Linked DNA regions of Homo sapiens: region 1 is linked to region 2. Evidence: read pairs that join two places in POLR2A ChIA-PET (ENCODE). Cell type or tissue: Panc1. All regions are shown on one strand. Links, peaks and the distances in the headings refer to the core of each region. The heading gives the core; the rest is flanking DNA.

Region 1 (13,838 bases), core at 5,386-13,385, 54 kb after region 2:
TTATTACTTTTTGAGATGGAGTCTCGCTCTGTCACCCAGGCTGGAGTGCAGTGGCGCGATCTCGGCTCACTGCAAGCTCTGACTCCCGGGTTCACGCCATTTTCCCACTTCAGCCTCCCGAGTAGCTGGGACTACAGGCGCCCGCCACCACACCCAGCTAATTTTTTGTATTTTTAGTAGAGACGGGGTTTCACTGTGTTAGCCAGGATGGTCTCGATCTCCTGACCTGGTGATCTGCCTGCCTCGGCCTCCCAAAGTGCTGGGATTACAGGCATGAGCCACCGCGCCTGGCCCAGCAAATTATTTTTACTTTTGTAGAGACAGGGTCTTGCTATGTTGCCTAGGCTCTATGTTTTCTATTCATTTTATTTTTAATTTATTTATGTCATTATATTTAAAATGTTTTTTTTTTCCCAGACAGTATATAGTTGGGTTTGGATTTTTAAAATCTGATCTGATAATCTCTGGCTTTTAATTGGTGTTTTCATTTACTTATTTATGTATTTTTGGAGACAGGGTCTCACTTTGTCACCCAGGCTGGAGTGCAGTGGCGCAGCCTCAGCTCATGGCAGCCTTGGCCTCCTGGGCTCAAGTGATTATCCCACCTCAGCTCCCCACCAAGTAGCTGGGACAACAGGTGTGTGCCACCATGCCTGGATAATTTTTAACATTTTTTGTAGAGATGAGGTTTTGCTATGTTGCCCAGGCTGGTCTGGAACTCCTGACCTCAAGTGATCTGCCGCCTTCACCTCCCAAAGTGCTGGGATTACAGGCATGAGCCACTGTACCCAGCCTAATTGGTATTTTTAGACCGTTTACATTTAATATAATTACTGATTGGGTTGGATTTAGGTCTATCATCTTATTATTTTCCTGTATGTCGTGTCCCTTCTGTTTTTTATCCCTCTGTTTCATAGCATTATTTGTATGAGTAGTTAAACAGTTTTTTTTTTTTGAGATGGAGTCTTGCTGTGTTGCCCAGGCTGGAGTGCAGCAGCATGATCTTGGCTCACTGCAACCTCTGCCTCCCGAGTTCAAGTGATTCTCCCGCCTCAACCTCCCGAGTAGCTGGGATTACAGGCGCCCACCACCATGCCTGGCTAATTTTGTACTTTTGGTAGAGATGGGGTTTCTCCATGTTGGCCAGATTGGTCTCGAACTCCTGACCTCAGGTGATCCACCTGCCTTGGCCTCCCAAAGTACTGGGATTACAGGCATAAGCCACCGTGGCTGGCCAAAACAGGGCTTTTGAAGGAGTTAAATTAGGTAATGTAAATGAGGCAGGTGCAAATCATATTCCCTAACTCAGTTTCACAAGAAATACAACTACATTTCCTTTAAATTACTCATTTTAGTTTCTCTCTTGAGTTCTCATTCTGCTAGAATGGTGTACATTTACTCTCAGTCAATTGGGTTCTCCCATTTTACTTCTAAATGGGGACAGCTTTTGTGGGGTCAAGGTGGAAGGGAGCACACATCGGGTCTTTGCTGTCTTTACTCCAAACTGGTATCTACTGGGACATCTACAGACTGAATGATCCTGGGAAGGTTACTTAACCCCTCTGTGCCTCAGTTTTCTCATCTACAAAATGGGCATAATGATAATACTTGCTTCAGTGAGTCATGATAAGGATCCAATGAGACAATCTGTGCAAAGTAGTATAGCTCACTTTTTTTTTGAGATGGGATCTTGCTCTGTTGCCCAGGCTGGAGTGCAGTGGCATGATCTTGGCTCACTGCAGCCTCCATCTCCCAGGTTCAGGCAATCCTCCTGATTTAGCCTCCCAAGTAACTGGGACTATAGTCACGTGCCACCACTCCCAGCTAAGTTTTGTATTTTTTTTTTTAGTAGAGTTAGGGTATCATCATGTTGGCCAGGCTGCTCTCTAGCTAATGATCTCAAGTGATCTGCTCCCCTTGACCTCCCGAAGTGCCGGGATTACAGGAGTGAGCCACCGTGCCCTAACCCATAGCTCACTTCTTAATTCATTAATTCAACCAACATTTCCTGAGCACCTACTATGTGCTGGAGACTATTCTACATATTGGGGATCCAGTGATGACCAAGACATATGAGTTCCCTCTTCTTAAACTGCTCTGATTTTGGTGCCTAGAAATAGCAAGGACTCTCTAAATGTTAAAGAGTCTTCTGGTTTTCTGGGGCTCAGACTTTGGGCCATCTAGGCTGCCCCTGAGGCATCCCACTCTTCCATCAGCAAAGCCTTTTGGGCCTGGAGGTCTTTTCCTGCTGTTCTTGGGCACAAGAGATCTTTCTGCTCCTCCTATCCCATTCTGGGGTCTAAGACACTGTGAGGCCTTCTAAGCCTCCATCTAGTCTGATGGGACAGGAAGACCTTTCCGCTCTCTGATTTTCTGACACCTCCCTGGGGCTTTACCCAGGAAATAGTCCCCAGGTCCCTTCTGCTTTTTAGAGTCTCCAAACCCATCTGGGGTTTTTACCATCACCTGAAAAGCTCACCGGAAATGAGATACCAGATTCTTCTCTCTGGGGCCTGCCATGTCTACACATTTATTATTTCCTTCCCATGGTGACTTTACCTCCCCACATTTTTTTTTCCATCAAAGCAGAAATTTTATTACCCACATTCTTTGACCACAATGCTATAACGACAGAAATATTTTCTTTTACAAAAATTTCAATCACCTTAAGAATGTTTAAAGTCGGCCGGCTGCAGTGGCTCGACTGTAATCCCAGCACTTTGCGAGGCCGAGGTGGGCAGATCACCTGAGGTCAGGAGTTTGAGACCAGCCTGGCCAACATGGTGAAACCCTGTTTCTACTAAAAATACAAAAATGAGCTGGGCATGGTGGCGCGTGGCTGTAATCCCAGCTACTCAGGAGGCTGAGGCAGGAAAATCGCTTGAACCTGCGAGGCGGAGGGTGCAGTGAGCTGGGATCACACCACTGCATTCCAGTCTGGGAGACAAAGCAAGACTCTGACTCAAAAAAAAAATTTTTTTTTTAAAGTCACCAGATAACTTTGGATTAAAGAAGAAATCAAAACTGCAAATAAATAAAAGCAAACATCAATTGGCATTGCCTATAGTAGAACACATGAAATAGATTATAGTAAAAAATTCTTAAAACACAAAGAATTCCAGGATGTGGAAAGCTGGGGCGAGTGTTACTCACACCCAAACAGCAACAATAGCCAGAATAACTACAAAATCATAACTTTTTCTAAACTCATTAGCTAACTGAGATCACCTGGCAGTCAAAAAGTCTAAAATGGGCTGGGCATGGTGGCTCACGCCTGTAATCCCAGCACTTTGACCTCCCCACATTTTTTTTTTTGAGACGGGATTTCGCTTTTTGTTGCCCAGGCTGGAGTGCACTGTCGCGATCTCAGCTCACTGCAACCTCCACCTCCTGGTTTCAAGCAATTCTCCTCTCTCAGCCTCCCGAGTAGCTGGGAATACAGGCATGACACCACGCCTGGCTAATTTTTGTATTTTTAGTAGAGATGGGGTTTTGCCACGTTGGCCAAGCTGGTCTCGAACTCCTGACCTCAGGTGATCCACCTGTGTTGGCCTCCCAAAGTGCTGGGATTACAGGCATGAGCCACCGCGCCCGGCCACCTCCCCACATTTTAAGGAATCTTGGTTTGGTGGTAAGTTGGGTGAGTTAGATGTGATTTGCATATAGTAAAATGCACAGATCTTTGATGTATGTTCAGTGAACTTTGACAAATGCGTACACCTGTGTAACTGTCAAACTAACCAATATTTATAATCTTTCCACCACCCTAGAAAGTTTTTTCATATCCTTTTTCTAGTTAATCCCTCCCTGCCCCCTACTTGCAACCACCAGTCTAATTTCTTTCACCATCAATTTGTTTGGAGAGGAGTTGCTTCTAACTATATTTTCTTCCCTATCTTTTATCTCTGTCATAAGTCCTTTCTTTTCTTCCAAAGACCTGGGATTTTGACTTTTTTCCGGGACAGAGGCTTGCTCTGCTGCCCAGGCTGGAGTGCAGTGGTGCATTCATAGCTCACTGCAGCCTTGAACTCCTGGGCTTAAGGGATCCTCCCACCTCAGCCTCCTGAGTAGCTGGGACTATAGACACGCACCACCACGTCTGGCTAATTTTTAAAAATTTTTGTAGATATGGGGTCTCAGTATGTTGCCCAGACTAATCTCGAACTCCTAGTCTCAAGCGATCCTCCCTCCTTGGCTAAAGTGGTGGGATTACAGATATGAGGCAGCGTGTCAAAAGCCTGGGCTTTTGAAATACCAAAGCTAGGAAACCTACTTTTCATCTTCCTTCCTTCTTTTCCTGGAACAATGAATTCTTATGTTGTTTGGATGCAGATTAAGGCTACCGAGTAGCACAAAAGTGCAAGAGAAACCAAAAAAAATCAGTTACTATTGCTAAAAATGTCACTTAAATGTTATAATGCTACCTACTAAGACGTCCACAGTATGAGGCTCTGCACAGTGGCTCATGCCTGTAATCCTAGATCTTTGGGAGACTTACAGTGACCTTTGGGACATGCAGTGAGCCATGATCACACCACTGCACTCCAGTCTGGTTGACAGAGTGAGACCCTGTCTCAAAAAAAAAAAAAAAAAAATTAGGCTGGATGTGGTAGCTCATGCCTGTAATTCCAGCACTTTGGGAGGCTGAGGCAGGTGAATCAACTGAGGTCAGAAGTTTGAGATCAGGCTGGTCAACATGGCGAAAGCCCGTTTCTACTAAAAAATACAAAAATTAGCCGGGCGTGGTGGCGGGTAGCTATAATCCCAGCTACTCGGGAGGTTGAGGCGGGAGAATCGCTTGAACCCAGGAGGTGGAAGCTGCAGTGAGCTGAGATCGCACCACAGCACTCCAGCCTGGGTGACAGAGCGAGACTCCCTCTCAAAAAAAAAAAAAAAAAAGTTAATCCTCACAACACTACCAGGAGGTAGCTACTGTGAACCCATTTTACAGGTGAGGAAACTGAGGCACGGAGCAGTTCGCAGATTGCATGAGAAAAAGTAGCACGATTATTCCCACCACACATGCTACAGTGGGAGGAAGACATTGATCCTGTTCTGCATACCATGGGGACGGGGACGGGTTGTGGGAGGTGACGTTCCCAAGCCCTAAATATGTAGGACAGGGCACAGGGCAGGTCCTCACCCTGAGGGTCATGTAGAGGAATGGCTGGCTGAATGGAATTTTTATTTGCAGAATTTTGTGGCCAAGGCCCATGGCTCTCCACGGGTGTACTGGCTGGGGCTGAATGACAGGGCCCAGGAAGGGGACTGGAGGTGGCTGGATGGGTCTCCTGTGACATTAAGGCAAGTGCTTGGGTTTCCTGGGGTCTCTCTGCTTCCTCTGTGGGCCCTGACCATGGGGAGGGGAGAAGGTGATGGAGTACATGGTTGAAGGAGTCAGGAGCTGTTTCTTTTTTTTTTTTTGAGACAGAGTCTTGCTCTGTCGCCCAGGCTGGAGTGCAGTGGCGCAATCTCAGCTCACTGCAAGCTCCGCCTCCCAGGTTCAAGGTATTCTCTGCCTCAGCCTCCCGAGTGGCTGGGACTACAGGTGCCCATCACCATGCCCGGCTAATTTTTTGTATTTTTAGTAGAGACGGGGTTTCACCGTGTTAGCCAGGATGGTCTTGATCTCCTGACCTCGTGATCTGCCCGCCTTGGCCTCCCAAAGTGCTGGGATTACAGGCGTGAGCCACCGCGCCCGGCCAGGAGCTGGTTTTTACTGGTACAGCTCTACTTGTTTTATTTTATTTTATTATTTATTTATTTATTTATTTATTTATTTATTTATTTATTCTTTGAGACGGAGTCTCGCTGTCGCTCAGGCTGGAGTGCAATGGTGCGATCTCAGCTCACTGTAATCTCTGTCTCCCAGGTAGAGGTTGATTCTTCCACCTTAGTCTCCCAAGTAGCTGGGATTACAGACACCCGCCGTCGTGCCTGGCTAATTTTTGTAATTTTGTAGAGATGGGGTTTCACCATGTTGGCCAGGCTGGTCTTGAACTCCTGACCTCAGGTGATCTGCCCACCTTGGCCTCCCAAAGTGTTGGGATTACAGGGGTGAGCCACTGCGCCCAACCTTATTTTAGTTTTTTGAGACAGTCTCGCCCTGTCACCCAGGCTGGAGTGCAGTGGTGCAATCTCGGCTCACTGCAGCCTCAACCTCCCAGGCTCTGGTAATCCTCCTGCCTCAGCCTCCCGAGTACCTGGGACCACAGTCACACACCACCATGCCTGGCTAATTTTTTGTATTTTTAGTAGAGATGGGGTTTTAGTGTGTTGCCCAGGCTGGTTTTGAACTTCTGAGCTCAAGCGATCCACCCGCCTTAGCCTCCCAAAGTGCTGGGATGACAGGCTTGAGCCACCACACCTGGCCTCTACTAATTTTAAACACAGAAAAATTCCTGTCCTGTTTGGTAAATTGCCATTGCCTTAAATCTCCTGAGAATCCTTCTGCTGCCCCTTGGACTTCCACATCACCTAACAACTAAAGGATTTGTCATTGGCAAAGAAGGGGCCTAGAGACCCTGATTGCAGGGTGTGTGGCACAGGTAGCATTGCTCATTATTTTGGTACACCACCCCCAGTCATTCCCATTTCCCTGTGTGCTTGGCATCCTTGCAGTCCAAGCTGATAGGGTGTCTAGCATCCCAGGCTTGGCCAGACAGGGACAGCACCAGGGTGATTTTTTGGTGACAGGCTGTCTGGACCCTGAACCTTCAATATTTCCTCCATTGCAACATCTCAGTCTTTTCGTAAAACTGCTGAAATATATCAAGCTCTCCAGGCTAATGGTTGGGAGAAAAAAGGGAGGGTGGAAGGATGAGGAAGAATTTTTTTTTTTTTTTTTTTTTTTGAGACAGAGTCTCACTCTGTTGCCCAGGCTGAAGTGCAGTGGTGCAGTCTTGACCCAATGCAACCTCTGCCTCCCAGGCTCAAGTGATTCTCCCACCTCAGACTATTGAGTAGCTGGGATTACAGGTGCGCACCACCATGCCTGGCTAATTTTTTTTTTTTTTTTTGAGACGGAGTCTCACTCTGTGGCCCGAGCTGTAGTGCAGTGGCACAATCTTGGCTCACTGCAACTTCTGCCTCCTGGATTCAAGCGATTCTCCTGCCTTAGTCTCCCAAGTAGCTGGGATTACAGGCGCCCGCCACCATGCTTGGTTAATTTTTGTAGTTTTAGTAGAGACGGGGTTTCAACATGTTGGCCAGGCTGGTCTCGAAATCCTGACCTCAGGTGATCTACCCGTCTTGGCCTCCCAAAGTGCTGGGATTACAGGTGTGTGCCACCGCACCTGGCGGAACATTGGCTGCTAAAGGCTCACAGGAATGCTTTTTCCGCAAAGCTATTCTCAGCTGAATGGGAGCCTGCTCACCTAAGACACTACCCAACTCCACTGGGGTCAGCTCACAACCGGTGACAGCCTAAGAGAAGCCTGGACCCCTTGTGACAAGTTGGGATGACTCTGGTGCTGTTGACATCCCAGTGGTCTCTGTTGGGGTCAGGCTGAGGCTAGAGTCATCTGAGTCCATGCTCCTGCTCAATTCCTTCCCCTTCTCCATCTAGCTTCCCTCACCTCTCTCCTAAGAACATCCTTTAATAAATCCTACACACTCGAGTCCCTGAATCAGGCCCTGCTTTAAGCAAGAGCCCACATGATCTAAACAATTCCTAGAAGGTTGGGTTGGGAGGTTGTAAAAGAAAGAGTCCTTGGAAGACAAGACAGAAACTGACCAGATTCAGAAATTGATTAAGGGGCCAGGCACGGTGGCTCGTGCCTGTAATCCTAGCACTTTGGGAGGCTGAGGCGGGCGGATCACTTGAGGTCAGGAGTTCAAGACCAGCCTGGCCAACATGGTGAAACCCCGTCTCTACTAAAAATATAAAAACTAGCCGGGTGTGGTGGTGGACACCTGTAATCCCAGCTACTTGGGAGGCTGAGGCAGGAGAATTGCTTGAACCCAGGAGACAGAGGTTGCAGTGAGCCGAGATCACGCCACTGCACTCCAGCCTCAGCGACAGAGTGAGACTCTGTCTCCAAAACAAAACAAAACAAAACAAAAAACCCCCCAAAACCAGAAATTGATTAAGGGCCAGGCACGGTGGCTCACTGTGCCCGGCTTACAGGTGTAAGGCTCCACACACGGCCTAATATGGGTTTTGCCAAATGCGTAGTGCCAGGTATTCATCATTACAGTATTATACAGAAGAGTTTCACCACCCTAAAGATCCCTGTCCCTCTGCCCACTTTTTCCTCCATCCAGCTTCTGGGAGCCAGAGGAACCCAATAACATCCACGATGAGGACTGTGCTACCATGAACAAAGGTGGCACCTGGAATGATCTCTCTTGCTACAAAACTACGTATTGGATTTGTGAGCGGAAATGTTCCTGTTGAAGCCCAGGGCCGAGGCTGGGGGTCCATATCTGAGTGTCTCTTTGAGATGAGAATCTCCTGCCCTTTCGTGGACGGCCTTGCCTCTTCGTGAGTGGACACACAGATGTGCCTCAAACAGGATTGGCACCCTGGATGCAGCAAGTTCCCAGGGGTGCAAGTCAGGCTGTTTCTAGAGTGAGGACTTGGGCTTGCCCTAGTAGATGGTGAGCTGGGAGGATGCTCAGAGCTTGGTGGTGGGAGGTCTCCCACTTCTGGGGTTGAAAGGATCTTCACTAAGTTCCTGATCATGACTCTTGGGAAGTGATACTAGCCCTGAGGACCCTGGGGCTGGTGTTGAACCTGGGATGAAATATCCTGGCGCCTGTGAACCACAAAGAGCTGGGACTGGGCTCCTTTTCCTGCAGCCTCAAACTTCTGGGCTCAGGTGATCCTCCCATCTCAGCCTCCTGAGTAGCTGGGACTACACATGCGCACCACCATGCCTGGCCAATTTTTTGTAGCATTTAAAGAGAGGGAGTCTCACTATGTTGCCCAGGCCAGTCTCAAACTCCTTGCCTCAATGGATCCTCCTACTTGGGCTTCCCAAATTGTGAGGATTACAGGTGTGAGCCACTGTGCCTGGCTCAAAATTATTATTATTATTTTTATAGAGATGAGGTCTCACTCTGTTGCCGAGGCTGGTCTCAAACTCCTGGGGTCAAGCAATCCTTCCGTGATGGCCTCCCAAAGTGCTGGGATTACAGGCATGTGTCACCGTACCTGGCCGATATTTTTATTTTTATTTTTACTTTCCCCATCTTTTCCTTTTTTTTTTTTTTCCAAACAAAAGCTTTGAAAGTGGTGACAGAAAAATTTCCCTTTGAGCTAGACCTCTAGATCTGCCTCGCACAGAAATACATTAAGTGGGCTGGTCTCATGTAGTCCCCACATCATTGCAAATTACAAACCTAAAAATACAGAACATCAGCGGAGAAGACAGGAGAGCTTCTATATTCACCCCATGTCGTCCTCTCCAGACACTGCTTCCTTCCTGGTCTCAAACAGCACAAATAACCCAGAAACCATCAAAATTATTTTTGACCAGCAACTTTCTCAATGTCTTGGGTGAGGTTTGCACAAGCTAAGTGGCAGAATCAGACTTTTGCCAGAAGACTTGGCCCGTGGAACTTCTATCCTTTTTTTTTTTTTTTTTTTTTTTTGAGATAGGGTTTCATTCTACTACCCAGGCTGGAGTGCAGTGGCACAATCATAGCTTACTGCACCCTCTGCCTCCTGGGCTCGAGTGATCCTCCTGCCTCAGCCTCCCAAGTAGCTGGGACTACAGGCGTTCACCCTCACACCTGGCTGGCCCATGGAACTTCTAGAAAGGCATACCAGCTGAAAAGCAAGACCCCTACATAGTGTGGCCAGGCAGGCCATAACCTGGTCATATCCACACAGGACAACGATGGACCTATCTGCCAGCACGTGCCCTTGAGCTATCTGTGGGTTGTAACGTCTTTGATGATATAATTCACTTTACTTGCCAGGCACAGTGGCTCACGCCTGTAATCCCAGCACTCTGGGAGACTGAGGTGGGCTGATCACCTGGGGTCAGGATTTCGAGACCAGCCTGGCCAACATGGTAAAATCCTATCTCTACTAAAAATACAAAAAAATTAGCTGGGCGTGGTGGCATGTGCCTGTAATCCCAGCTACTCAGGAGACTAAGGCACGAGAATTGCTTGAACCCAGGAGGCGGAGGTTGCAGTGAGCCGAGATTGTGCCACTGCACTCCAGCCTGGGTGACAGAGCAAGACTCCATCTCAAATAAATAAATAAAAATAAAAATTCACTTTACTTCTGTGTGGACTTTCCTGGGCTATTAGCTCTTGCAATGTTAGTGCTTCTCAAAATGCCACTATGTTGGGTGTTCCTTGTCTACTGTGTGTTAGTTTGCTGGGGCTGCCATAACAAAGGACTGGGTGGCTTCAGCAACAGAATGCATTTTCTCACAGTTCCGGAGGCTGGATGTCCAAGATCAAGGTGTTGGCAGGGTTAATTTCTTCTGAGGCCTCCTGTCTTGGCTTGTAGATGATCCTCTTCTCCCTGTGTCTTCACCTGGTTCTCCTTCTGTGTGTCTGGGTCCTAATCTCCTCCTCCTCTTCTTTTGTTTTTGAGACAGGGTCTCGCTCTGTCACTCAGGCTGGAGTGCAGTGGTGTGATCTCAGCTCACTGCAACTTCCACCTCCCAGGCTTAAGCATCCTCCCGCCTCAGCCTCCTGAGTAGCTGGGATTACAGGTGTGCACCACCGTGCCTGGTTAATTCTTGTATTTTTTGTAGCAACGGGGTTTCACCATGTTGCCCAGACTGGTTTTGAACTCCTAGGCTCAAGCAATCTGCCCACCTTGGTCCCCCAAAGTGCTGGGATTACAGGCATGAGCCACTGTGCTGGGCCTACAACGACCACTTTAAAGATCCTGTCTCCAAATACAGCCATATTAGGAGGTCCTGGGAATTAGAATTTAAACATATGCATTTGGGAGGGGTGGCACAATTTGGCCCATAACATTCACAAACTGCCAGAGTGACCCCCACCCGACCCTCCTGCCCTGGCCATGTGACAACCAAAAAATACCAATTAGAGGGCTGGTACTACTCCCAGCTAGGCATAACTCAACATAGTATTCCCTTTGGACAATCCCTGAATTGCATCCAAGGGTGGGTAGACATTCTCCAAACCAATCAATTTATTTTTTTTTTTTTTGTGACAGAGTCTTGCTCTGTTGCCCAGGCTGGAGTGCAGCGGCGTGATCTCGGCTCACTGCAACCTCTGCTTTCCAGGTTTAACTGGTTCTTCTGCCTCAGCCTCCTGAATAGCTGGGATTTCAGGCACGTGCCACCATGCCTGGCTAATTTTTGTATTTTTAGTAGAGACAGGGCTTTGCCATGTTGGCCAGGCTGGTCTCGAACTCCTGACCTCAAGTGATCCGCCCACCTCAGCCCCCTAAAGTGCTAAGATTACAGGCGTGAGCCACCATGCCTGGCCTTATTTTATTTTTTGAGACAAGGTCTCACTCTGTCGCCCAGGCTGGAGTGCAGTGTTGTAATCATAGCTCACTGAAGCCTCAAACACCTGAGCTCAAGAAATCCTCCGTCCTCAGACTCCTGTATAACTAGAACTACAGGTGTGCCCCCACCACACCCAGCTAATTTTAATTTTTTTTTTTTTTTGTATAGACAGGGGTCTTGCTTTGTTGCCCAGACTGGGCTTAAACTCCTGGTCTCAAACAATCCTCCTGCTTCAGCCTCCTAAAATACAAGGATTGCGATCAATTTATTGATCAATAAGCTCCCTTAATCAATAGCAGAATCTTTCCTGTTTTGTCTGAGAACAGGTGCTTATAGCAAGGAGACTGTGAGGAGAGCAGGTGGTGGGAGAGGTCGGAGCTGATTTCACTTCCTGTTTCTTTGATTTGTTTTAAATCTACTTGTTCTTTTATTTCGTTATTAAAAAAATTTTTTTTGAGATGGAGTGTCACTCTGTCACCCAGGCTGGAGTACAGTGGCATGATCTCGGCTCACTGCAACCTCCTCCTCCTGGGTACAAGCGATTCTTGTGCCTCAGCCTCCTGAGTAGCTGGGATTACAGGTGTGCGCCACCACATCCGGCTAATTTTTGTATTATTAGTAGAGACGGCATTTCGCCACTTTGGCCAGGCTGGTCTCGAACTCCTGACCTCAAGTGATCCACCCGCCTTGGCCTCTCAAAGTGCTGGGATTACAGGTGTGAGCCACTGCACCCAGCCTCGTTATTTATTTTTAAGAGATGGGTTCTCAGGACGTGGCCCAGGCTGGAGTGCAGTGGCATTTCACAGGCACGACCCCACTACTGAGTTTTGGTTCTGTCTGTCCTCTCTTCTCACCTCTGCCCACCTCTGCAGCTGCCCTGATGCATCACTACCAAAGCCAGCTCCTGTACTGTCCGCAGCCTGCTGAGTGGGTGGGTGTCGTGTTGTAAACCCTCCACCCAGGGGACTGTTATGTCAAGCAACTTTATCTGGGGTCAGGGGAAGTTCCCACATTTCAGAAGAGGGAAGTTGTTTTCTGATATGCGTATTGAGAAATGGGGAAGCAGGGGTCTGTGGTCACGTCTCTAGGAGGCCCCTGGTGGAACTGGTCCCAACCTATCTCCCTTCCACATCTCTCATGATTATCTAATTGCAGAGAGGTAAATATGAAAGAGGTCACTTTTTACCACTTTAGGTCCAGGGGAGCAACAGTTGGATAAAAATAATAACCATGGTTTATCAAACATATATTGTGTGGTAAATAAATGCAGTGGCTCTCATTGAATCTTCACCATGACTTTGTGAGGTTGGAATATTTACCAACGCCCGCCAATCTTTTTTTTTTTTTGGGCAGAGTCTCACTCTGTCTCCCAGGCTGGAGTGCAGTGGTGTGATCTCGGCTCACTGCAACCTTTGCCTCCTGGGTTCAAGCCATTCTTCTGCCTCTGCCTCCCAAGTAGTTGGGATTACAGGTACACCGTAATGCCCAGTGAATTTTTTCGTATTTTTACTAGAGATGGGGTTTTGCCATGTTGGCCAGGCTGGTCTCAAACCCCTGGCTTCAAGTGATCTGCCTGCCTTAGCCTCCCAACGTGCTGCGTGCTGGGATTATAGGTGTGAGCCACTGTGCCCGGCCCCCATTTTTTTTTTTTTTTAAAGACAGGGTCTCACTCTGTCACCCAGGCTGAAGTGCAGTGGTGCAATCACAGCTCATTGTGGCCTCAACCTCCTGGGCTCAAGTGATCCTCCCACCTCAGCCTCCCAAGTAGCTGTGGCTATAGGTGTGTGCCACTACACCTGGCTAACCAACCCCATTTTATACCTGGGCAAACTGAGGCCCAGAGGTGGGGTCTCACGGCTTGTCCATTGTCATTTAGTGGGTAAATGGCAGAACTGGGATTCAGATTCCATCTGTGCCTCCCACTGTTTGTTGATCTCTTTCTACAGCTGCCTTCTTTTTTTTTTTTTTTTTTTTTTTGAGATGGAGTCTCACTCTGTTGCCCAGGCTGGAGTGCAGTGGTGTGATCTTGGCTCACTGCAACTTCCATCTCCCACCCCAGCTCCCTCGTTCCTCGGGAGAGGTGACTCTGAGATGCATGTTCCACATTATCTCCTGAAAGTCCCCACTAGGGTAAAGCTCCACCTGCCTAGAGAGATAGCCTGCTCAACTAACACATTTTTGGTTAATTTTTAAAATTAAAAAAAATTTTTTTTAGAGAGACAGCATCTCTGGCCAGGTGTGGTGGCTCACGCCTGTAATCCCAGCACTTTGGGAGGCCGAGGCAGGTGGATCGCTTGAGGCCATGAGTTCGAGACCAGCCTGGGCAACATGTTGAAACCCCATCTCTACTAAAAAATACAAAAATTAGCCGGGCGTGGTGGTGCGTGC
Region 2 (15,891 bases), core at 6,964-14,963:
CTAGATTTGGGATTTTTTTTTTTGCTCTGAGAAAACTCCACCCTAGGCCAGGTGTAGTGGCTCACACCTGTAATTTCAGCACTTTGGAAGGCTGAGGTGGGCGGATCACTTGAGGTCAGGAGTTCAAGACCAGCCTGGTCAACATGCTGAAACCCCTCTTCTACTAAAAATACAAAAATTAACCAGGTGCAGTGGCACGTGTCTGTAATCCTGGCTACTTGCGAGGCTGAGGCAGGAGAATTGCTTGAACCCGGGAGGCAGAGGTTGTAGTGAGCAACCTCCTGCAGAAATTTTCTTTTTATTTATTTATTACAGAAACAGGGCTCTCACTATCTTGGCCTGGCTGCATGCACTACCGTGTCTAGCCTGGATTTTTCTTTCTATGCTTAGAACCTTTGGTCACTGAAATATTTCTTAAACATTATTTTTTCTTTTCTTTTTTTAAGACGGAGTCTTGCTCTGTTGCCCTGGCTGGAGTGCCGTGTCGCGATCTTGGCTTGCTGCAACCTCCACCTCTGAGGGCGGGTTCAAGCCATTCTCCCACCTTAGCCTCCCAGGTAGCTGGGACTACAGGTGCACACCACTACGCCCAGCTAACTTTAGTATTTTTAGTAGAAACAGGGTTTCACTATGTTGGCCAGGCTGGTCTCAAACTCCTGACCTCAAGTGATCTGATCTGCCCGCCTTGGCCTCCCAAAGTGCTGGGATTACAGGCATGAGCCACTGCACCCAGCCTAAAAATTAAATTTCAATTTGATCAACATGATAGGGTAATCAGTGCTAACCTTCAGTCATAAACATGTATTATAATAAGATCCTATGAAGGAGGGAAACAGAAACCAACGTCAAAGCAAAAAGAGAGCCAATGTTAAAGAGCTTATTCATAGCCTCTTATTTTTTTTTAAAGGGATAATGGTAGGTTTCAAATTACTGAAGCATTTAGACTCTAGATAGATTTAACAGAGTCCTGTAAATGTTTATGTAAAATTTTTAATACCGACAGTAGGCCAGAAATGACATCTTTTGCAACTCTTAAAGCTTGGGTAAAAATATTAGTTACAGGCGTGAGCCACCGTACCTGGCCTATTTTATTTTATTTTATTTTATTTTATGTTTTTTGAGACAGAGTCTCAGTCTGTTGCCCAGGCTGGAGTGCAGTGGCATGAACTCTGCTCACTGCAACCTCTGCCTCCCAAGTTCAAGTGATTCTCGTGCCTCAGTCTCCAGAGTAGCTGGGACTACAGGCATGTGCCACCACACCTGGCTAATTTTTTGTATTTTCAGTCGAGATGAGTTTTCACCATGTTAGCTAGGATGGTCTCAAACTCCTGACCTCAGGTAATCCACCTGCCTTGGCCTCCCAAAGTTCTGGGATTACAGGTGTGAGCCACTGTACCTAATATTTTTTTTTTTTTTTGAGTCAGGGTCTCATTCTGTCACCCAGGTTGGAGTGCAATGGTGCTATTATAGTTCACTGCAGCTTGGGCCTCCTGGGCTTAAGTGATACTCTTGCCTTAGCTTCCTGATTATGCTAGGACTACAGGTGCATACCACCTACAGCCGGCTACTTTTGTTTTTTTTTGGTAGAAATGGGGTCTTGCGATGTTGCCCAGGTTGGTCTTGGGTCTTGGGTCTTGGACTCTGGGCCTCGAGGGATCCTCCTGCCTTGGCCTCCCAACCATGTGTGTGTTTAATGGGCATTTCTTTTTTTTTTTTTTTTTTGAGACGGAGTCTCGCTCTGTCACCCAGGCTGGAGTGCAGTGGTGTGATCTCAGTTCACTGCCACCTCTGCCTCCTGGGTCAAGCGATTCTTCTGCCTCAGCCTCCCAAGTAGCTGGGACTACAGGCGCCCACCACCATGCCCAGCTAATTTTTTGTATTTTTTGTAGAGATGGGGTTTCACCGTGTTAGCCAGGATCGTGTCGATCTCCTGACTTCATGATCCGCCCCCTCGGCCTCCCAAAGTGCTGGGATTACAGGTGTGAGCCACTGTGCCTGGGCCTAATGGGCATTTCAAACTTTACATGTCCAAAATGGAGCTTCTGATTTTTCCTCTTGAACCTGCATTTCCCCACCCCCTTGGTGGCAGTTCCGGCCTGTTTGTTACCCAGGCCCTAAGCTGTTTGACTCTGCTCTTTCTCTCATGCCTCATGTCCAAATGTCAGCACATCCCTTAGCTCAGCATTCTAGAATTTAACCACTTCTCATCAGCCTCACTGCCGTTACCAGGCCTAAGCCAGGGGTTGGCAAACTTAATCCAGCTAGCAAAGATCTTAGGCTTTGCCTAAGGGTCTCTGCAGCACTGCTCATCTCTGTCGTCTCTTTTTTTTCTTTTAGAGACGGAGTTTTGCACTGTCGCCCAGGCTGGAGTGCGGTGGTGCGATCTCGACTCACTGCAACCTCCGCTTCCCAGGTTCAAGCAATTCTCCTGTCTCAGCCTCCCAAGTAGCTGGGATTACAGGCACGCATCACCACGTCTGGCTAATTTTTGTATTTTGGTAGAGACGGGTTCACCATGTTGGCCAGGCTGGTCTCAAACTCCTGATTTCAAGTGATCTGCTCACTTTGGCCTCCCAAAGTGCTGTGATTACAGGCGGGAGCCACCGCATCCAACCATCTCAGACATCTCAGCAGCAGTGATACCACTGTGGCAGCCACAGATGACATCCAGTGAGCATGGCGTGTTCAATACAACTCTATTTATGGACACCAAAATTTGAATTTAATTTTCACATATCATGAAATAGGTTTCTTTGATTTTTTTTTTCCATCCGCTTAAAAAGGTAAAAACGTCATGTATTTTTTAAAAGATAAAACAAAAGTTAAAGCCATTTTTAGTCGGTTCAAAAGCCGGCAGTAGACCAGAGTTGCCCTATCGGCTGTAGTTTGCTGACCCATTTGTCTAAGCCATCATTACCTTCACAGAATTATTTCCACAACCTTTAATTGGACTTTTTTTTTTTTTTTTTTTTGAGATGGAGTCTCACTCTGTCGCCAGGCTGGGGTGCAGTGGTGCGATCTCAGCTCACTGCAACCTCTGCCTCCCGGGTTCAAGCAGTTCTCCTGCCTCAGCCTCCCAAGGAGCTGGGACTACAGGCATGCGCCACCATGCCCAGCTAACTTTTGTATTTGTCATAGAGATGGGGTTTCACCATATTGGCCAGGCTAGTCTTGAACTCCTAGTCTTGAAGACCTTGTGATCTGCCCTCCTTGGCCCCCTAACCCGGCTAAGTTTTTAAAAGTTTTTGTAGAGATAAGGGTCTTACTATGTTGCCCAGCCTGGCCTCAAACTCTTGGGCTCAAGTGATCCTCCTGCCCTGGCCTCCCAAAGTGCTGGGATTACAGGCATGAGCCAGCGTACCTGACCTGCACTCAGCTTTTGGCCTCTTTATAAAATACTGTAGGCCAGGCGCAGTGGCTCACGCCTGTAATCCCAGCACTTAGGGAGGCTTAGGCGGGCAGATCACGAGGTCAGGAGTTTGAGACGAGCCTGACCAACATGGTGAAACCCCATCTCTACTAAAAATACAAAAATTAGCTGGGCATGGTGGCATGCACCCGTAATCCCAGCTACTCAGGAGGCTGAGGCAGGAGAATCACTGGAACTCGGCATGCGGAGGTTGCAGTGAGCCGAGATTGTGCCACTGCGCTCCAGCCTGGGCAACACAGTGAGACTCTGTCTCAAAAAAAAAAATAAAAAAAATAAACTATACACCTGCCCCCTTCAACTGCCACTCCCTGTCCCCTTTCCTTTCTTTCTTCTTTCCATGTCGCACGTCACCTTTGAACATATTACATATAGCGATTTATTTCATTGTCACTCTTTCTTTGCCAAGATGTGAGTTCCATGCGAGCAGGGATTTTTGTCTCTCCTTCTATAGCTGAACCCCACAGTCCTTAACAGGGCCTGGCATGTGTCAGTGAACAAACGAGCCTCAGTTTCCTTACCTGCAAAAGAGGATGAATACATTGTAAAGGAGATGATTCGTGTTGAGGATGAGCCTCCGTGCCTGGCTGGTTGTGAGTGGGCGGGTGGTGTTAGCTGCCGCCGCGTGTATAAAGCCTGCCACGTAGATCCCAGTCTAGGCTCTTTGGCAAGCTGAGCTCATGGGGGTGGACTAACCTGTCTGCTGGACTCGGGCAGTCGGGGGTTGGCCCGGATGAGCTCCTCCTGCTCCTCCAGTCAGTTTGTATCTGCAGGGCTCAGCCTCTGGCCCCCTTCCAGCTTCCTGGTCCGACAGCGCCTTCCTGCCCTGAGTTGGAGAGAGACCCAGGTGTCGTCCCCAACTGCCACCCAGCTGTGGGTGCAGGGATGCAGTTCTGGACCATCCCCTGGGGGTCTGGGACCTGGGGAGTTGAGTGTTTGGCCTTTACACTGGAGCTCCTTGAGGGCTGGCCCCAGCGGCCAGGAGTGTCAGTTTTTTGGTTTGTTTGTTTTTTAGATGGAGTCTTGCTCTGTTGCACATGCAGCAGTATAGTGGCGTGATCTCAGCTCACTGCAACCTTCACCTCCTGGGTTCATGCGATTCTCCTGTCTCAGCCTCCCCCGTAGCTGGGACTACAGGCCCGTACCACTATGCCCAGCTAATTTTTGTAGAGACAGGGTTTCACCATGTTAGCCAGGCTGGTGTCGAACTCCTGACCTCAGATGATCTGCCCACCTTGGCCTCCCAGAGTACTGGGATTACAGGCATGAACTACCACACCCGGCCGCTCCTTTTACTTATGAGGACACTCCTTTCTCTTATTAAGTCCACCTTAAATTCAGGATAATGTCATCTTAAGATCCTTAATTATATCTGCAAAGACACTATTTTTTTTTCTTTTTTTGATATGGAGTCTTGCTTTGTCACCCAGGCTGGAGTGCAGTGGTGCGATCTCGGCTCACTGCAACCTCCACCTCCCAGGTTCATAACGATTCTCCTGCCTCAGGCTCCTGAGTAGCTGGGATTACAGGCACCCACCACCACACCCAGCTAATTTTTTTGTATTTTTAGTAGAGATAGGGTTTCATCATGTTGGCCAGGCTACTCTCGAACTCCTGACCTCAGGTGATCCACCCACCTCGGCCTCCCAGAGTACTGGGATTACAGGCGTGAGCCACTGCACCTGGCCAATTATTATATTTTGTGTAGAGAAGGAGTTTTGACATGTTGCACAGGCTGCAGGAATTCCCTAATTCCTAAGCAGTCCCTGTGTTAGATGGTCTTGCAGGCACACCCATTTACTAGTTGGAGAAGCAGACAGGCAAGGCAGGTCTGACACCGCCCCCTGTGGCAGTGCCTCTCAGTCAGCATTGAGGACGCGCCCCTGCTTTTCTAGGCCCATTGGCTGTCTTAGCTAGTGACAGGAAAACATGCAGGAGGCATTGCCACAGCTGTAAACCCTGCCTGGGCCCCGCTGTGGTATGAGTTGCTGATAGACCTTTTGCTCTGGTACAGCCTGGCTGTGTGAGGCTGTGGGGCAGAGGCCAGCGGGCTGGGTCCTCAGGCCAGGCAGAGAGGCTCAGTTCTTGGTGTCTGCTGGAGGATCGCATCCAGGGTGGTGGGTTTTTTGTTTTTTTGTTTTTGTTTTTCTTTTGTTTGGTTTTACCCTTATTTCTTTATTTCTTCCTTTCTTCCTCTTTTTCTTTCCTTTCTCTCTCTCTCTCTCCCCCTCCCTCCCTCCCTCTCTCTCTCCCTCCCTCCCTCTCTCTCTCTCTCTCTCTCTCTCTTTCTCTCTTTTTTTTTTTTTGAGATGGAGTCTCGCTCTGTCGCCCAGGCTGGAGTGCAGTCAGTGGTGCAGTCATAACTCAGCCTTGACCTCCTGGGCTCAAGCAGTCCATCTACCTTGGCCTCCCAAAGTGCTGAGATTACAGGCATGAGCCACCGCGCCTGGCCTTTTTCTTTTCTTTCTTTCTTTCTTTCTTTTTTCTTTTTTTTTTTTTTTGAGATAGCGTGTCTTCTGTCCCCCAGGCTGGAGTGCAGTGGTGCAATGATAGGTCACTGCAGCCTTGACCTCCCGGGCTCAAGCAATCCTCCCAGTCTGGCCTCCCAAACTGCTGGGATTATAGGCGTGAGCCACCGTGCCCGGCCTGCCTTTTCCTTTCTCTGTTGCACATAGCCCTGCTCTCTAGGATGGAGGCATTATTTTATTGTAGGAGCTTTGGGCCTGAGCAAGCTGGGTGGACACTCACATGGGCACTTCCAGGCTACTTACCTTGGGCGAGGGCTTCCTCGTTCCCAAGCCCCAGTTTTCCAAGCCACGTAACAGGCATCACAGTCTTTTTCTTTTCTTTTCTTTTCTTTTTTTTTGAGAGGAGTCTCGTTCTGTCGCCCAGGCTGGAGTGCAGTGGCGCAATCTCTGGCTCACTGCAAGCTCCGCCTCCCGGGTTCACGCCATTCTCCTGCCTCAGCCTCCCGAGTAGCTGGGACTACAGGCACCCGCCACCATGCCCGGCTAACTTTTTTTGTACTTTTAGTAGAGACGGGGTTTCACTGTGTTAGCCAGGATGGTCTTGATCTCCTGACCTCGTGATCCACCCGCCTCGGCCTCCCAAAGTGCTGGGATTACAGGTGTGAGCCACTGCGCCCGGCCCAGTCTTTTTCTTATAGGGCCTGGGTGAGGCCTGGGTGGCAGTCTCAGCATAGTCCTAGGTACAGGGTGAGCATCTGATAGATGTCACGTCTGAATGAAACGGGCGAGATCAGCGTCGCTCTGGGTGGGCCAGTGCTCCTCGGAGGCCCTGAGGGCACAACCGCAGGGATGGGTGTAGGCTGTGGGTACCACTGAGAATGGGGGGCAGGCCCAGGGCTGAGACCCAGGTTCTCCAACTTCCCACTGTGTTTGTCTTGTGCCATATTCATCCTCTATGAATGGCTGTGGCTGCTCGCCCAAGCCAGGAGCTCGTGCGTCCGATGACCATCTTCCAAGGCTGGATTGCTACCTGCTCGCTCGGGGCTCTGCTGGATGGGAACAGCAGCTCCAGCTTCTCCGGGTCCCGGGCTACCGCTGCCTCTGCACCTGGCCCTGGCCTCGGATCCGAGAGCCCAGAGACATTGGCATTGAGACCCTGGCACCTCTCGTCTTGCCAGCACAGGTAGAAGACAGGAGCAGAGCGGTCCAGGGACCTGGGAGTGGGAGGTCAGCCACTCTCAGCCCTTCCTCCCCACCCTGGGTGACATTCTGCTTCCACTGTGGCGCCTCGGGGAGGCTGGTGCAGCCGCCCCCGGGTGCCACTGAGAAACGAGGTCATACACTGAGGCCACTGGGGAAGGTGGTATTTCTGGCCGAGCAGGTGTGGCCTGTGCAGGGTTCCTGGCAGCTGAGCCCTAGGTCTTCTCAGCCATCCTGGCATTAGCAGGTTGACTTGATATTTCTGGAAGTGGGAAGGAAAGGGAGCCGAGAGGGCTGAGCCGCTGAGCCGGAGTCCAGATGAATGTGCCGGAGTCTCTGCATTTGTGATGGGGGCGAGGTGATGGGGGCGAGGTGGCCGGCGTGGCTCTGGGCATGATCGGGCCAGGCCTCCGACCTCTATGCTGGGCATTGGCTGGACAGGGAGCTCAGGCGATGAGTGCAGCAGCGCTTGTGCCCGGCGCGGGGATGGTGAGTGCCTGGCTGGCCAGCTGCAGGACCTGTCAGGCCCTTTGTGTCTTTACCTGGGGCCCTGGTTGCACTGACCAGGGCTCGCACCCCCAGCCAGGCCTCTTGTGCCCCAGACTCGGGAGATGCTTCCTACCAGGAAGTGCAGTCCCCTGCGGGGTCCGAGAGAGCCTGCCGGAGCTTTGAGCTCAACAGGTGGGCTGTGCGGCACCACATCAGCTCTGCAAGGGGGCCCTGGAGGCCCATGTGTGGTGGGGTATGGCCTGGCTTTCAACATGCACGCGTGGTCTTCTGGGCTCTGGGATTTACTGCTTAGATCTTGGCCTCTTCATCTGTGAAACGGAGCTAATGGCTCCTGCTCCCTCCGGCTGCTGCAGGAGAGATGTCTGGGAAGCTGTGGCAGTTCCAGCCCCGGGCAGGGAACGTGAAATAACTGTTGGTCGCTGTTCTCACTCATCACCATTAGGCAGGTCACGTCCTAGGACACACAGAAGTTTCAGGTTCATAAGCCATGGGAGATGAGGCCGGCCCAGAATCCAAGCTTCCCGCTCTGGCCCGGGTCTGCCCCTCTTCTGGGGCTGAGAGGGCAGGCAGGTGCCTTGCTGGGTCCTGTGGTGTGGACTCTGCCGCCAGCAAGGCCATTGAACCTGCTTGTTTACAGCCGGGAGAGGACTGGGAAGCACCAGTCTTGGCTTGTTTGTGAAGCTGGGGAAGCCGAAGCTCCAGAGGCCTTCTGTGCATGGCTGTGTGTGCCAGGCCTTCAGGCTGCGCCTCCAGGGGATGAGCAGGAATTGCAGGCTCAGCTCTTCCAGCCTTGGCTCAGGTGGTGCCTGCTCCTCCCTCCTTCCCTGTACCTCTCATCCCCACACCCACTCCACTCTCAGGCCACACCCACTCTTCACCTCCACATCTGTCCAGAATTTCACTGCTTGTCTCTGCCTTGTGCTTTTTTTTTTTGAGATGGAGTTTCACTCTGTCACCAGGTTGGAGTGCAGTGGCCTGACCTCTGCTCACTGCAACCTCCGCCTCCTGGGTTCAATCGATTCTCTTGCCTCAGCCTCCTGAGTAGCTGGGACTACAGGCGTGTGCCACCATGCCCAGCTAATTTTTGTATTTTTAGTAGAGATGGGGTTTCACCATGTTAGCCTGGCTGGTCTTGATCTCTTGACCTTGTGATCTGCCCACGTCCGCCTCCCAGAGTGCTGGGATTACAGGCGTGAGCCACTGCGCCTGGCCTTGTTTTTTTTTTTTTGAGACAGGGTCTTGCTTTGTCCCCCAGGCAGGGGTGCCGTAGTGTAATCAATCATGGCTCACTGCAGCCTGGAACTCCTAGGCTTAAGCGATCCTTCTGTCACAGCCCCTGAGGAGTAGGTAGGACCATAGGTGCGAGTCACCACACCCAGCTAATTTTTTATTTTTGTTTTTTGAGATGGAGTCTTGCTCTGTGGCCCAGGCTGGAGTGCAGTGGTGTGATCTCGGCTCACTGCAACCTCTGCCTCCTGGGTTCAAGCGATTCTCCTGCCTCAGCCTCCTGAGTAGCTGGGATTACAGGTGCCCACTGCCATGCCCAGCAAATTTTTTTGTATTTTTATTTATTCTTTTTTTTTTTTTTTTTTTTTTTTTTAGACAGAGCCTCACTCTATTGCCCAGGCTGGAGTGCAGTGGTGCAATCTTGGCTCACCACAACCTCCATCTCCTGGGTTTAAGTGATTCTTGTGCCTCAGCCTCCCAAGTGGCTGGGATTACAGGTGTGTGCCACCACACTTGGCTAATTTTTGTGTTTTTACACGGGGTTTTACCATGTTGGCCAGGCTGGTCTCGAACTCCTGACCTCAGGTGATCTGCCCACCTCAGCCTCCCAAAGTGCTTGGATTACAGGTGTGAGTCACCATGCGTGGACACAGCTAATTTTTATAAATACTTTTTGTGGAGGCAGAGCCTTGCTATTTTGCCCAAGCTGGTCTTGAACTCCTGGGCTTAAGTGATCATCCTGTCTCAGCCTCCTAAAGTGCTGGGATTCCAGGCGTGAGCCACTGCGCCCAGCCCACTTTTCACCTCTCTATAGCTCCCTCTTTGCTCCCAGCTTCTGCCCTCACTCCTCCAGTCTGTTCCACCCAGCAGTGGCAAGCAGGTAAAGCTGGGGAAGCCAAGTCTTGAACCTGAGCCAAGTCTCATCCCTCCTCTGCTCAAGAACCCTCTATGGCTGCCACTTCACTCAGAGTAAAAGCTAACGTCCTCCCCGTGGCCCACAAAGCCGTGGCACAGACCGCCACATCACCTTTCTGCCCTCACCTCCTCCCACTCTCTCCCTGACTCACTCTGCTCAGGCCACACAGGACTCCTTCCTGCTCAGCCACGCTAGGTATGGTCCAGCCTCAGGGCCTTGGCACTTACTGTTCCCTCTGCCTGGACTGCACTGGTTCCCCCACTGTCTACTGGCCTTTGTTCACACGCCACTTTCTCAGAAAGGGCTTCTCTGACCACTCTCAAATGGCCATCCTCTTGGAGGTTGCAGTGAGCCGAGATCGCGCCACTGCATTCCAGCCTGGGCGACAGCGAGACTCTCTCAAAAAAAAAACAAAAACAAAAAAAACCACATTGTGACCTCCCCCACAACCTTCTAGTTTTGTTCACAACTCTTGGTGACAAAACATGCTATGGCTATCTGCCCCCACCCCCTGCTTGCCCAGCACGCACAGGCTAGAATTCAGGTCCCATGAACCCCAGAGGCTGGCTTGGTTTTTTTCACTGCCATATCCCAGGAACTGGAACAGTGCCTGGGGTATGGGAAGGAGGGAGTCAGGAATGAATGAATGGATAAATGAATGCAGGCTCCCTGAGCTCTCTTGGCTGGTGGCAGGGCCAGGGTTAAGGTCCCATTCTGCACCAGAGCTGTCTCCGTCCCTGACATCGGCTTTGGGACTGTTCCTGAGCCGGCTGCTGCGGGTGCCCTTCCAGCAGGCGGGAGTAAGTCTGTGCGGCCACAAGGGGGCAGTGGGGAGCGTCGCAGCCTCCGCCGCTTGCAGCCAGTCATCCCGGTGGTGACGGGTCAGCTCGGCCTCTGCACCGAAAGTATCTCGCTATTGTTAGGGTTTGGGTTCACTGTGACCAGCTGGGCGAGGCATCAGTGCACCAGCTCTCTGGCCCTGGCTTCCTGTGGATGGGCCCCTTCAAGAGCATGGTCAGCGTCCCAGGAGAAGGGGCCTGTGGATCCTGCCAGGGTTTGGCCCCCTTGTGCACCTGGCATGGCTGTTCTGCTAGTGTTGGTCTAATCTTATTTATTTATTTATTTATTTATTTATTTATTTATTTATTTTGAGACAGGGTCTTGCTGTGTCGCCCAGGCTGGAGTGCAATGGCATAAACTCAGCTCACTGCAACCTCCACCGTCCTGAGTTCAAGCAATTCTCCTGACTCAACCTCCTGAGTAGCTGGGATTACAGGCACACACCACCATGCCTGGCTAATTTTTGTATTTTTATTAGAGACGGGGTTTCACCATGTTGGGCAGGCTGGTCTCGAACTCCTGGCCTCAGGTGATCTGCCTGCTTCGGCCTCCCAAAGTGCTGGGATTACAGGTGTGAGCCATAGTGCCCCGCCTAATCATATTTATTCTTTTTTTAAATTTTGAGATGGAGTCTTGCTCTGTCTCCCAGGCTGGAGTGCAGTGGTGCGATATCAGCTCACTGCAACCTCCTCCTCCTGGGTTCAAGCAATTCTCCTGCCACAGCCTCCTGAGTAGCTGGGATTACAGGCATGCACCACCACGCCTGGCTAATTTTTGTATCTTTGGTAGAGACGGGGTTTCGCCATGTTGTCCAGGCTGGTCTTGAACTCCTGACCTCAGGTAACCCGCCCACCTTGGCCTCCCAAAGTGCTAGGATTACAGGCATGAGCCACCGTGCCCGGTCATCATATTTATTCTTTTTTTTTGAGATGGAGTCTTGCTCTGTCGCCCAGGCTGGAGTGCAGTGGCGCGATCTCGGTTCACTGCAAGCTCTGCCTCCCGGGTTCGCGCCATTCTCCTGCCTCAGCCTCCCGAGTAGCTGGGACTACAGGCACCCACCACCGCACCCGGCTAATTTTTTGTATTTTTAGTAGAGATGGGGTTTCACCGTGTTAGCCAGGATGGTCTCGATCTCCTGACCTCGTGATTCGCCCGCCTCGGCCTCCCAAAGTGCTGGCATTACAGGCGTGAGCCACCACGCCCGGCCTATATTTATCCTTAATAAGATTTATCCTAAACTGGGGATGATTACGGTAACCCTGTCAGATGGCAGCTGGGGACAGCCCACTTTGCCATGAGTAGATGGAAGTTCAGAGAGGTTGGGTAACTTGCCCAGGGCCACACAGCCAGGAAATGGGCAGGTCTGCTTCTCTGGGTTGTTCACCCACCAGGCGGGCGGGTTCCCAGGAGCTGTGACAAGTGCTTAGACAACGAGAGCCCCCCTTTTCACTCCTCCTGCCCCCATTAGTAATATCTTCATGACCACAAAGACAGTGAAGACGGGCTCTGTTGCTTGCGGCACTCCCCTCTGGGCTTGGGAGGCACAAACCTCGCCCCTGCTCCCTCTTGCAGGGTGCGCTTCACGCCGCACCGTGTGTCCTGGCTCTTGGCTCTGCCCTGACCTCGTGCTGCGACGAGTTGCTGTTGGCTGGGCCCCGGGAATCTTGGGCCTCCTGGTGAGAATTCCTCTCAGGCTAGTGGAACTGTCATCACAGAGCCACAGGCCGGCAGAGCCACCAGCCTGTGCCCCAGGCCAGAGTGCCTGCCTGTCTGCCCGTTCCTGCCCTCTCCCTGCCCGTCGTGCCTGAGGCTATGTGGTCTCACCCCTTGCCCGTGGCCAGTGCTGGGACCTCGCTGACACCAGTAGCCCCCCTCCCACAGGTATCCCTTCATCCACCCAGAGCATCTCAGCCCCTCCCAGCCCCTCCGAGTGGCTCCGTGGGCTTCCTCAGAAGGTCCTGTCTGTCCTCCCTGCCTCACCGCTTCTCCTGGAGATGGGGCCAGAGCCTGCCACCTCCCCGTCTGTGCTCAGGATCCCCTGCCTGGGGCTCTGTTCAGCAGCTGCCTGTACCCTCTGCAGCCCTGGGCTTCCCCTGGGAGCCCCTGCCCCCTGTTGGCCTCAGGCCTGGGCAGGCGTGTGTGTGTGTGGCAGGCACAGAGCAGAGATTGGGGTGGCAGTGGGGTGTGGGGCGCGGAGCCCTCGATGAGGTCTCACATTAGGCCCTCCCTCTGAGGGGTGGGGAACCTCTCCTGCTCCTCCCACCCGACTGTTTTTATTTTGATGGGTATGTGGGGCCTGTTTGTTACCCCTCACCCCTTTAAACAATAATTTATTGAGGTGAAATTCATGTAACATGAAACTAACCATTTAAAAGTGAACAGTGGCATTGAGTGCACGTGCATCATTGTGCAGCCTCCACCTCTGTCTCGTCCCAGAACATTTTCCTCACTCTGAAAGGAGACCGGGTACCCAGCAGCAGCCACTCCCCATTCCCCCCGCCCAGCCCCTGGCCCCTCCAATTTGCTTTTCTGTCTGTCTGCTCTGGGTATTTTGCATAGATATGGGACCTTTGTGTCTGGCTTGTTTCCTAGCGTAACTTATTTCTTTTACCCCACCTGGAATATCTTATTTAACTTTCTTACTTAGAAATAATTATAGGCCGGGCCAGGTGGCTCACGCCTATAATCCTAGCACTTTGGGAGGCCGAGGTGGTGGATTGCCTGAGCTCAGGAGTTCGAGACCAGCCTGGGCAACATGGTGAAACCCCATCTCTCCTAAAATACAAAAAATTAGCTGGATGTGGTGGTGTGTGCCTGTAATCCCAGCTACTCTGGAGGCTGAGGCAGGAGAATCGTTTGAACCTGGGGGGCGGAGGTTGCAGTGAGTCAAGATCGCACTGCTGCACTCCAACCTGGGCGACAGAGTGAGACTCTGTCTCAAAAAAAAAAAAAAATTATAGAGACACAGGGAATTGCAAGAATAGTATGGAGAGGTCTCCTGCTCCCCCCAGAGCCTTTCAGTCCTCTCTCTAGGAGGAGATGGCCGACGAGCTGGGGATTTGGGGCAGGAAATGGGAGACGGACGGCCGTCCCACTGAGGACTCATCCTGCCCAGGTGGCCCTAGCCTTGGGCATTTCTTGTCTGTAGGGGCCCCTAGGTGCTGCCTTGCAGCCCGGGCTTACCTCCTTGCAGGTTTGGGCGTCTCCTCTCCTTGGGCCTCAGGCTGGCCTGGGCACCACTGCTGCAGCTGTGAGCGTGGCCCCTCTCTCGCTACCCCCTCCTGCCGCAGCCCGGCGTCCTCTCCCAGCAGCTAGCCGGGACCCCGATGGCCGTACTCTCCCTCTTGGGCCCTGGTTTGGTGCCCAGGTTGGGGGGAGCAGGGTACGATTTCACCCCTCCCACTAGCAGCTGGCTGGACAGGGAGAGGGGCTGGTTGTATTTTAAGCTGTTGAGTGGTTCAGCAGGAACTCGGAGGCCTTCTCTCCCTGTGGACGCTAGGCTGCCTTCCTACAGGCCACACGGGCTTGGAAGCATGTGGGCACTGCCTGCCTGGGGCCCAGGAACTATTAATATACCTGCAGCCACAGGGCAGGCCCCGTGCCCGCCCAGGGCCCTGCTGTGCTAACCCTTTCCCGTGGATCCCGCCCCGTGTCCTCTGTCCCTATCCTACATATCCCCTTGGTGGGGCCCAACGTCCTGCGTGGTGTGACCGAGCTCTTTTTTTCTGGCCCCTCCATGTGCCAGCTCTTTGGCCTTGTTATCGCTGTGGCTTGGAGGAGTTCAGTAACCTTCCCCTAGAGGCCACAAGGCCAGGCAGTGCCTGGAGTTGACAGCAGGGACTCAGGAGGCCCCGTGGGCCAGGATTTCCTGGCTGCTGGGCCCATTCCCACCCTCCTGTCCAGGAAGTGGGGGCGAGTGTGTCATGGCTGGGGAAATAGGCCCCCATGCTGTGGTGACTGCCAGGCCAGCAGGGGAGTGGGGATCTGAACCAAACCCACGGGCAACAATGCCTCCTATCCCATGGGGTGCCTCCCATCTGTCAGGGGTCACCTAGTGTACCCCATGCATTGTCTCAGGGGACCGTCACAGTCCTGGGAGGTAGTCTGCTTCCTACCTGCCCCCTTCTGAGGCCTAGAGAGAGGTGACATGCCTGGGGTCCCCCAGGGACTACAAGGCAGGGCTGGTTACGGTTCCCGAGTGCAGGCCACCAAGCCCCCTTGTCTCCCGCTGTCGTTGGGAATGTGCAGGAGGGGTACCCAGCTTCTCTGGCTTGACCGTGGTGCCCTCATCTTCAGGATGGGCCCTAGCTGCCGTGGCCCGGTCTCCCTGGGCTCTGGGTGGGTGGGCCTGCCCTGGGATGGCCCCAGCCCAGAGGTTTGTTTCTGAGCATTGTGTCCTGCTCCTTTTCCTCAGGCAGCCTCTGGGGGCCCCCGCTGGGTTTCTGTGGGTAGGAAGGGTCCCCCAAGAATTGCTGGCTGGTGGCTGACTTGGGATCAGGCCTGCCTGCTTGCCACGACCCCTGTATAATAGGATTGCACTGACCCCTGCATAGGGTGGGTCAGATCCCCGGGGGCTGCCTCCCTCCAGCCCTGCCCCTCTGCACCCCCATCGTTCATCACTGGCCTGGGGGCTCAGGGAGGGCTGGGCCAGACTCCTACCTCAGGGGCTGGCACAGGCCTGGCTCTTGGACGCAGGAAGCGCCGGGCTTTAGTGGGGCGCAGGTCCTGGGTGAGGGTGCAGTGTTTGGGCTGACTCAGTGGAAAGCCTGCCCCACAGGTGGCTATAAGGTGAGAAGTGGGTGGGGAGGAAGGTTGGGGAGACCTCATCAGCCCAAGCTGGAGGCGGTTGCCTAAAACTTCCACACACCCCGATCCTTTCCACACTTCGAGAGAGGCTCTCTGCACCCATAACTCCAGAATCTGTCACCTCCCTGGTAACACAAATGCACAAGGAAAATAATCCAAAGTGTCTCTTACAGCTCAGAAGGGGAAATGGATGATCTGTCTCGCGGATTCTCAAAATAGCTGGGATTTCTCCAAGCCCAGTGAACTCCCTAGGCCTGAGCTGCGGGCTGGGGCCTGCACGGCCCGCTGGCCTCTCACTCTCCTCTAGCCACTGGCTCTGTGCAGGGCGGGGGCTGGGAGGTGTTGTCATGCCTGCCCCTGGGGCTTTCCCTGTGCTGGTGCCGTTGAGGGTTTTGAGGTGACCACTCAAAAGCTGCTTTCAGGGCAGCCTGGCTCCCCGGGGAGACTCCCAAGCCCCCCTCAGAGAAGGTCTGTGGCATGGCTCCTGGGGGGCGCAG

What was found. Peaks named below come from ENCODE experiments on the same cell type or tissue, not always from the same donor. Only the 100,000 strongest peaks of a DNase experiment are listed, where the experiment ranks them.
Region 1: POLR2A ChIA-PET joins it to region 2 with 10 read pairs; 3 of 35 experiments call an interaction of 5 or more read pairs at or near these places.

Annotation. Positions count from the first base shown.
Region 1 is chr19:14,601,799-14,615,636 of GRCh38, forward strand. It overlaps CLEC17A (C-type lectin domain containing 17A), which reads left to right. Exons shown (of 14, transcript NM_001204118.2): 13 at 5,195-5,304; 14 at 8,266-10,237. The coding sequence ends at 8,398. It also overlaps a transcript of ADGRE3 not described here. Among named protein-coding and RNA genes, the nearest start is that of SNORA104, 13 kb to the right of the region's middle. RefSeq lists an enhancer at 2,087-2,336 and a silencer at 12,428-12,477. In Panc1, for the core only: no CTCF peak of the experiment used is centred there; no DNase peak of the experiment used is centred there.
Region 2 is chr19:14,546,260-14,562,150 of GRCh38, forward strand. All of the region lies in intron 1 of TECR (trans-2,3-enoyl-CoA reductase), which reads left to right. It also overlaps a transcript of DNAJB1 not described here. Among named protein-coding and RNA genes, the nearest start is that of NDUFB7, 18 kb to the right of the region's middle. RefSeq lists enhancers at 5,422-5,921, 9,375-10,256, 10,257-11,137 and a silencer at 10,503-10,602. In Panc1, for the core only: CTCF peaks have their summits at 10,578 (motif pointing right) and 10,778; a DNase peak (open chromatin) is centred at 10,557; H3K4me3 peaks cover 771 bases; H3K27ac peaks cover 4,614 bases.